Regions from separate parts of the Homo sapiens genome. Here region 2 is linked to region 1. The links are chromatin loops, found by intact Hi-C in ENCODE. Cell type or tissue: MCF 10A. All regions are shown on one strand.

Evidence for each region. Peaks named below come from ENCODE experiments on the same cell type or tissue, not always from the same donor. Only the 100,000 strongest peaks of a DNase experiment are listed, where the experiment ranks them.
Region 2: it touches region 1 in a loop (6-fold over the local background); 3 of 110 quality-filtered maps call a loop at or near these places.

What each region holds. Positions count from the first base shown.
Region 1 is chr2:137,285,443-137,290,442 of GRCh38, reverse strand. The region is part of intron 12 of THSD7B (thrombospondin type 1 domain containing 7B); the gene reads right to left. Among named protein-coding and RNA genes, the nearest start is that of THSD7B, 520 kb to the right of the region's middle. In MCF 10A, no CTCF peak of the experiment used is centred here; a DNase peak (open chromatin) is centred at 2,312.
Region 2 is chr2:137,176,431-137,181,430 of GRCh38, reverse strand. The region is part of intron 7 of THSD7B (thrombospondin type 1 domain containing 7B); the gene reads right to left. Among named protein-coding and RNA genes, the nearest start is that of THSD7B, 410 kb to the right of the region's middle. In MCF 10A, no CTCF peak of the experiment used is centred here; a DNase peak (open chromatin) is centred at 2,400.

The sequences.
Region 1 (5,000 bases):
AGAAAACTGCAAAACAGGAGTAGAGTTACGGACTCTCAGAAAGAAAACTCTTTGGGCTGGGCGCTGTGGCTCACGCCTGTAATCCCAGCACTTTGGGAGGCCCAGGCGGACAGATCACGAGGTCAGGAGATCGAGACCATCCTGGCTAATACGGTGAAACCCTTTCTCTACTAAAAATACAAAAAATTAGCCGGGCATGGTGGCACACGCCTTGTAGTCCCAGCTACTGAGGAGGCTGAGGCAGGAGAATCCCTTGAACCCAGGTGTAGATTCCAGGCTCTACAGCCTGGACAACAGAGTGAGACTCCATCTAAAAAAAAAAAAAAAAAAAAGAAAACTCTTTGGGGCTGAAAAGTAATTACTGGATTTAAAATGAGAAGATCATGCGTAACTACCGGGAGAGAGGTTTCTATGTACATTGAGCCATTTTATAAAGAGGTCTTTTATCTTTCTTCCACATTGCCCTTATACCTTGGTTCTGAGTTTCGCCTGGAGTTTAGAAGAAAGAAAAAAGGATTTTCTTTTCCAAATCCTGAACTCACTTATGCATTCAGTCATATCCCCTCACCCAAAAATCATGCTTACTCAAGTATTTCCTCCCTCTCGAACACCTTCAGTATATTTACCCCACTCTTTTTTTTTCTCTTTTTTCTTCATAATTGTACAGGGTGGTCCTATCATCACTCTTTGAACCCTGAGTTTTAAAGCTACTTATTTCTTGGTTTTCTTTGGCAAATATTTTGTAAAGCCATCTATTCAATATCTGTTTGCTGTTAGCCCTTAGTCCCAAAATTATTATTTAAAAAAATCTACAATTACTTGCTGAGACTAGAGTCTATATATTCAGCTACAGCTACTCAATTGCCAAATCATTTTTCTGTCTTTGTTTACACAATTATTTTACAAACATTTGACAATATCACACACATATTTTTTAAAAATTGCCCCTACGTGATTTTTGTGATACCATACCCACGTTTTTAAATAGCATAAAGATCTTAGGTGGTATTTCATGATAAACAGTCTACAGGCAAATGAGTTTGAGAAAACTCTGTTACTTAAAAGAAAAAAAAATGTAATACACTTCTTTATTGCTGCAATCTAAGAGCCTTTAATAAACTAACTCTACTGAGGATTTCTTTTTTCTTTTTTTTTTTAATTGAGGATTTCTAAGAGGAAGATCATTTGGTCACAAAAACTCCCCTTCTTCACCCTTTTATTCATATAACAATGAATCTCTCCACTAATTTCCACTCACTTACTTTAAAAAAAACATGTCTTGTAATACTTCCATTTTCCCTGCCTTCTAAGGATTGCTGTCTTCCGAGGTTTGAAAAAGAAAAATAGATTAATATTTCCTGAGCAACTATAAGCACTGGTAAAAAAGTATCAAAAAATTGGAATTATTATCCACTTCATAGATAAGAATATTGAGAGGTTAAGTGGTTCAACCAAGTTCACTCAAGTAGCAAGTGGAACAACTATGATTTGAGTCATGTCCCTCACATTTCAAAGTGAAGGAGCATCCTTTTCATCACACCAGTTTGCCTCTAGGTCTTAGGCCTTTACATGCCCTCTGTGCTTTCAAAAGAAAATGGCATCAACTTCAAACTTTAAACAAATGATTCTAATATATATATATATATATATTATGTTTCTAGAAATACTTATTCTTGCATATTTAAGTCCTCTCTCACTGTGTATGTGTGCTGTGTGTGCATTTTTATGTCAATTATTGATGTGAACTTTTTAATGTCAATATTATCCTATTCTCATTGGCCTAAAACCCCATTGAGTATGAAATTTCAACTCATCACTATCCTGTGCTCTGTACATAAAGTTAGCTGTTAAGTCCCATTGTTTTATTTCCCAAAATGCCTTTTATGTAGACTCCTTCTAATCCATTCCTGAAGTCATTCTTCTGTTATAGGCTCTCAAAACCCTTCCTGGCATAATTACAAAGTCTTCAAAAACCCCCTGCTTTCCCATTTTCAGTTCCTACTTCTCATATCCTGCTAAGTGGCAGGTTACTTTATGTACTTGCTAAGTTTCATAGACTCTAGTAGGTTTTAAATTCTCACTCCCCATACACCTCAGCTAAAAGAGTGATTTGTTTTTTATTGTTTTTCTCACCATGTAAATTTTTCATGACATGGTTGGCATAAAGAAGCATTGTTTCACAACTTTTGTATTTGTTTGCATTCCAAGTAGCGGTGAGGCTGAGTTTTGACTCTCCTCTGTTAGTTTTTAGAGCCTCTAGAGCAAGGGCGTCTCCTTGTTCTTTCACTGCTGCCTGGAAAGAGTGTTAGTCCTTCTGTTCTCTTTAGAAATGAAAACAAAAAAAGTACAAACATTACATGTTTCTGATGCAATCCTGAGATGGCACCTGACATAAACAGACGTGAATACCCTGACCTTAGGAATCTAAGTGTTAAGGGAAGCCAGGGAATTCACGTCTATTTGAAGAGATAGAATTTTAGTCATGAACAAGAGACATATAATCTTATTACATTTACACAGTTTGCAGTAGACTTTGAAATTCATATTAGCATTCCTGAAGGGAAGATAGTTCTGTGACTGAGAACCGTGTAGCTAGAAGAGAAATTTCTTACTACCAGTTTTACAAATGACTGCATTCACCAATTTAAAAAAAATTACCCCCACCCACCCATCTTCACATCCAACATCAATTTTATCAATGAAATATCTACTGGGATGTGGGTGCAGTGGAGGTACAAGAAAGGGTTACTCTGTTCTTTTTATCATAGCTTATTATGTTAAAAATGGGAGGCTGGCACAGGACAGCATCTCTGAATCTGCAGTTAGTTCATACTGTGTTACTAAAGCATCACTGCCTTAGGTTGCTCATCTCTTTTAATATTTATTTTTAATTTATCATCAATTTAAAAAAGTGTGCACATTCTACCTGAAGCAACCATAAAAGCCACAAATATAATCCTACCCCAAAACATGCAAAGAAAATGAAAAATACCTCACAGAATCATTATTCACGTAGATTAAAATGCAATCTTTGTTCTGAATCCAACGCTTTACTCTCAAAACCAATGCCTCTGGTGTTATAAAACACATCCTTTTGTTATAATCTGAAGATATTTTAATTTAGAAAGTTGCCCTACATGGTCTAATTTCTACATTTTAACCTGATCTTCCTTTCTTTTTACCACTTAAAAATCATAATATTTAGGAGAGATTTTTTTAAGTTCCTTAAAATATTTATAATCCATCATTTGGTATCAAGTGCTAATTAATTAGATAAATCAATAAAGCATATTATGTCCTCCAATATTTTACTCTGGTGTTCATGGCAGAATTCTCCCCAAAAATAATAAATAATACAAAAATATTGGGGTATAATCATTTTTTTCTATGCTGTGAACACAGTTACTAAAAACTATCTCACAAAAGTTATTAAAAATAGCGTGGTTAAATAAGTATTTGCCTGTTGCCTATATCAGCAACCTTGATATGTTGATTTGGACAGAGAGTTCATGTCCTCTCGTCTTCAAGTCCATGAGAAAACACTGCCAAATGGCTTTGCCCTCTTAGAATACAGTTACATTTATGGAAGGGGCACCTGGGCTAGGCTACAGTTGCTCTGCATCCCCTACTGGAAATGCCCATAGCTCGTGGATAAGGTAGCTCATTTTTGTCCAAACCTCGAAGTAAATAGAAGAAACTACTCTACTTTCTTTCCCAGAAAACCTTTCTCCTCCTCCTCCTCCCATACCCAAAATAAAAATGGCTGTGACTATCTCTGTTTTTTTGCTATTGTTCAGTCATAGTTCAAACCTATATATGTGCTTTGCTTTCTGAATGAACTGAAATGACTTTTTGCTTCTGATGTAGGTAGATGGCTACGGCAGAAAATAAAACTGCAGCTCAAACGTTAAGTGACTATGGTGTCTTCCATTCGGAGAATGAAAGTCCAATGTTCCAGAGGTATCCTTTGTCTCCTAAAATACAAGGATACCTGGCATCAGAAAGAAGAACACAACGTGCTGATTGGCTGTCTTGACATTTGATAGACTATAATGACATCTTTATTTTAGAGTGTGTGTTTTTGCTATATTTCTATGTGTTTTCCAGACGAAAGTTGGATGATGAGCTGCTGATGGGTAATATCTTTAACCTTCTCTCCATGAAGATAACATAGCTGAGGAGAACACTTTCAATCAGAAAATTAGACTACTCAGATCTACAATACAAATAGTTTTCTCTGAATCCAACTCAGGCAATCAACTTACTTGCCTTTGTTTTATATAAATATATACTTTATGTAATATATAACGTTGGAAAATGATATAAATCTTTTTTTTTTTTTTTTAGACAGAGTCTCTCTCACCAGGCTGGTGTGAAATGGCGAGATCTCGGCTCACTGCAACTTCCACCTCCCGGGTTCAAGTGATTCTTCTGCCTCAGCCTCCCGAGTAGTTGGGATTACCGGCACCCACCACCGTGCCCGGCTAATTTTTGTATTTTTAGTAGAGATGGGGTTTCACCATGTTGGTCAGGCTGGTCTCGAACTCCTGACCTCAGGTGATCCGCCCACCTCAACCTCCCAAAGTGCTGGGATTACAGGTGTGAGCCACTGCGCCCAGCCATAAATCAATTCTTAATGATTCGATCACATATTACAAGCCTTAGTGAAAGACTAGATTATGAAATGTTGTGTTAAATAAAGCATATCAGGCAAAAATGGTAAATACATGCAAATATATGTTTCCAGTGAATTTTCATTTTTAAATACCAGGTATTATTGCTGTATAATTAAGACTTTAGATCTCCATTATTTAACTTGTTCCGATTTCTAATTCCATCTTTTCTAAAAAAAAAAAAAAAAGAGCTCCTGAAGGAAGCACTAAACATGGAAAGCAACAACTGGTACCAGCTACACTGCAAAAACATGCCAAATTGTAAAGACCATGAAGGCTAGGAAGAAACTGCATCAACTAATGAGCCAAATAACCAGCTAACATCAT
Region 2 (5,000 bases), 110 kb after region 1:
CTTCTCAAAGAATCCTTAGTTAAGTATATTTAATGAACTCTGATGTAATAAAGACCACTTTGGTGTATCGAATTTTGCTTGTTTTTTACTAAACTTACTCATCTCAATATGGTGTTATTAGCAGCTCCACTATCACCCTCCTCTAGGAATATCTCTACGATGAAGGAGTGAAAAGCTGTTTATCCCTAAAGAGCTGTCTCCTATCTTCTTTGTGATTTCACATATCTCCTTTTTCAGAAACTCTACTTCTCTCTCCTTCCAATCCATTCTGATGAATAAATTCTATGCTGCTTAGCTGTCTGAATGTGATCAAGATTAGAATTACAGTTGCAGGGAAAACCAGATAAGTATGTACTATATATCTAACTTAAACTCACTTTGTGCCAGAGGGAAATGTGTGTGGGCTTTATGTTTTCGTTGTACAGGTGATCTCTCTTGCTCTTAGCTCACACTAAGGAAAGAAAAGGCAACATGCTTAGTGTATGGTTAGGAATAGGTTTCATGAGTCTAGCCCACTGAGTTGGCACAATTGCCTCTAATGCTGCATTGAGAATAAATCTCAGGCCAAGTTGGACTTTACCAAAAAATAACATCTTAACTATTGAAAGTTATTGCATAGTCTGGTACAGGGCAGGGTCAATGTAGTTGGTACATGTGACATGCATTTACCAAGATTCATAAAGCAGAATAAGCACTGGTTTGGAGTCCTGCAACTGAAGTTCAAACTTCTGGTATCAGAAATTACTAGTTTAGTGACTTTAAACTATCAACATCTCTGCCTACAATTTTCTCATCAGTAAATTTGGAATAAAAAATAACAATAGTTCCCAATTGGCCTATTGTGTGAATCAATTGAAATAACTCTTTCAAATTCTATAAACATTGAGTGTACCTTAATATACCAGATACTCTGGTATCATGCCAAGAATAAAATGATAAATGAGTCAAGGTATGTGCCCTTGAGAAGCTGAGTCAAATGGCAGAAACAGAGAAATAAACATAATTTTAATATAATACAGTAAAGGCATTGATAACTGAATCACAAACTGTTATGATAACACAAACGATGAGCAGTCTATCAGTTATAATGATTTCTGCAGCAACTGTTAAATACTCTGATAGAAACTGGCTTTAACAGTAAGGAAATATATTGTCTCACATAACAGCCAGTGCTCACACTGTTGATTCAGTGGCTCAACAGTATCTTCCAGGACCCATAGTATCTTTCCATCTCTGACCTACTGTACACAGTAATGCCTTTATCCTGAAGCTACATATCCTGTTATAATAAGATGGATCACAGCAGCAATTAAAACAACACCCTTCCTTGTTCAAGTCCCTCTTCTCATATCTTGTTGACCTAAATAAATTTAACGTTACCCATTTCTGAACCAATAACCTATAAAGGAAATAAAATTACCATTAATGGCTGTGACAAATAATCTTGCACAGGTGATAAACATAATATTCACTTGAGATTCTAGACCAGCATAAAATAGTTGGAGTGAGAGTGAAGAAAATGTTTCTTGAAGGACACCAATTCAAGTTTTTAAAGGATAAATAAGAATTAGCCAAAGAAGAAGAGGAGGATAAGCATCTCAGGCAGGGGAACAACATGACTCTTACTGTGGAAGCAAATTACCATCAAGGTAACAGAGGTAAAGGAGCACTGATTATGAGCTATGGAATTTCAGAGCACAAAAGGTTACACACTATGAATTCCTGACTCATGAATCAGTTAAAGTATATGTATACATTAATTTAGTAATTCAAAAAATATTTGATTATAAGATTAAGTAAAAAAAATTATTGATTTTGCATGGGGTAGAAGGGCCTTTCTAGGAAGGCTTTTTTTTTTTCCCCACTATATTTCCTGAACACATTTGAACAGGTACAGAATGTGTAAACCTCTGATTACTTTTCCTTTTCTAGTCATACTGGCCATACCACCAGTATAAATTACTCTGTCATAATGGAGAAGTGTTTTATCCATGTTCATTACTTTTTTTGTGTCTACATAGAGGGAAAACTGGTAAATGTGTCAAGAGTAATGAGCCAATGGTCATATGAAACAGCAAAATACCACTTTAAAATACATTTCAGAAAGTGAAAACAAAACTGTGTCCCTGTGACTAATGCTATAACTAATCCCTGTTATTCGCATTACAGTGGAATACAATAGGGAATAGAAAAACTTAGGACATGTCTGGGGGGAAGATGAAAAGGATAGCAAGGGTGACAATCTCACATTAATTCTCACTGAAAGGTTGGGTTGACCATTTAATCACATGAGCTACATTTTGAAATATCAGTACAATCTATGACTCATTTTGCTTCTTGAATCATATAGAATGGGAACAGAAAGTCGATTGCCTAAGAAGAATTTCAGAAGAGATAGAAAAAGGAGACAGCACTCCTATGAGAGACACAGGCACAACTCAGGAAGCAATTTGCTCTAAGCTATTTCTAAATATTAAAGTCTGGAAAAAACAGATTACATTTAGTCTGATTGTGAAACACTGGTGGAGTAGTGATGGGAACAGTCATTTATTTAGGCCCCTTTCTAAAGGAGAAAAAAGACAAAAGCTATCTTGCAATGTCTACGTATGCAGCAGGGTGGAAATTGGAAGTAATTCAAAATACAATGCCTGTTTATAGAGACAACATACAGTAAATATATTTAAACCTGCATTGCAGTTCCTCTCTCTTTAGCATTTAAATTGATTCACCAGTTTACATCTACTCCCACCTTCACGTCAAATGTGGATGGGGAAACTCTGATTAGAATGAGTCTCTATTTTTCTCTTTTGGAGTCCCTCATTGCCAAACATTATTAGAGTTTCATCTTTAATTTCACTGCAAGACAACTAAATGAAAGGGAACGAGGAACTTGGCTACAAAAACTTTCTAATTTAATCTCCCTTGCAGTCTGATTCCTGTAGCGTGAACAGCACAGCCTGATCTTATTGACACTTCCAACTGCAATGTCAGGTTCATTTCAAAATTTAATACAATGTATTTGTCATCACCACATTTCCTTAGGTAAGGACACTGACACCAAACTGCTACCAGTTGGTGGTCTGCAAAAGACAGCCTGCTGAAATGAAAATTCTCTCCTCTAAACCTAAATAACTCATCTCACATATTGCGTGTCTTCTGTTCCTGCAAGAGAACACTATTGCTTTCCACTATTTGATCATTTAGTAATTCATAGGTAACAATAAAGAAGCAAAAAAAAAAAAAATTTACTCACTGCTTGCTTCTGGAATATTTCAAGAATTTCAAGAATAACTTCTGCAGCAGGAAACAAGAAACAAGATTAGGACCAATACTACTACTTTTTTTTTTTTTTTTTTTTTTTGAGACGGAGTTTAGCTTTGTCACCAGGCTGGAGTACAGTGGCGCAATCTTGGCTCACTGCAACCTCCGCCTCCCAGGTTCAAGCGATTCTCCTGTCTCAGCCTCCCGAATAGCTGGGATTACAGGCATGTGCCGCCATGCCCAGCTAATTTCTGTATTTTTAGTAGAGATGGGGTTTCACCATATTGTCCAGGATGGTCTCAATCTCCTGACCTCAAGTGATCCGCCCACCTTGACCTCCCAAAGTGCTGGAATTACAGGTGTGAGCCACTGTGCCTGGACCAATACTATTCTTGATTCTAACTAAGTGTAAGACATGCCTTGTAAGACATGCTGTAGCCTACTTCTCTGTTATATGCTAACATTATGAAGCTGCCCATTGTCCTTCTTTGGCTTACAACTGTGTTTTTCAAAGTCTGGTCCCTGGATCAACACCAGCATCACCTGGGAACTTGCCAGAAATACAAGTTCTTGAGCCCTATTCTAGCCCTACTGAATCAGAAACTCTGGGGTAGGGGCTGGAAACATGTGTTTTTACAAGCCCACCAGGTGATTCTGATGCCTACTAGTTTTAGAACCACTGATCTAGAAGAAACAAGATAAGAGCACCATGTCTCTCCAACATTTCAGACCCAATTTTCCTATACAAGTAATTACCTTAACACCCAGTAGAGGTCTGTTTGTCTTTTTCTTTTTCAGAACTATTCCAATACAATCTGGAATCAACTAAAAAATGAAAATAAGAGTAACCTAGTCCCCCTCCAGAGTCACACATGACTCAATAGTTGAAAAACAAGACTCAAGATGATGATGTATGTTACCCAGATGGCCTAACTGGAAAATAAATGGAATTCAATAATATGTTTTATGTTTTCATAGGGAAAACAGAAGCAGTATATTGAAGCCCTTTGAATAATGGCAAATAATGAATAAAGACTGAGGGTTGTTCAAAATATTGAATGATCTCTCATGAGATAGTATATCATTTCTGCTTTGAAAGGTAATTCTTTAAAAACTATCATCAACATGGTATGATTTGAATTGGATTTTGTATCTCCTATAGGAATGGATTGACTAAATATCTTTCCAAGTATCTTTGTCTTAGTTTGAGCTGTGTCATAATGAAACTCTGTGACAAAGATTCCCGGACAAGTACTTATTGGGAAGCCATGCCAGGGAGCCAGTCACAAAGTGGGGAAGTGAGGCAGGAAAGGGAGGAGCCTGGTAAAGAGTAGGTAATCAATAAGGAAACAGCTTCAAACATACACCTCCAGGCTATTTCAACTGAGAAGAAAGAAGCTGGGTGTGTATCACCAACTCTCAATCAATAGTTGAAGACTGCTCCCTGGGGTTGCCAATTCCCTAGCAAGACTGCAGTGAACAGAGACAATTCTTAGGCAAAGAGATGTAGGTGATATCAGCTGGAATTTCAGGCTGACACCCACAAAAATGGGAAATGGCCAAGGGGATCTGGGCAGGAAACAAAGGTGTGTGCTACAACCCATTACTTCTGACTATTCCAAAGGGCCATTTCTCTGAATCTGCATTGCTAATACAAATGCATGTCCATGTTTATTCTCCCATTCTTCGATTCTTCCAAACAGGTGGCAAGATGTTGGCAAGATAAGATTCTCGTCCCT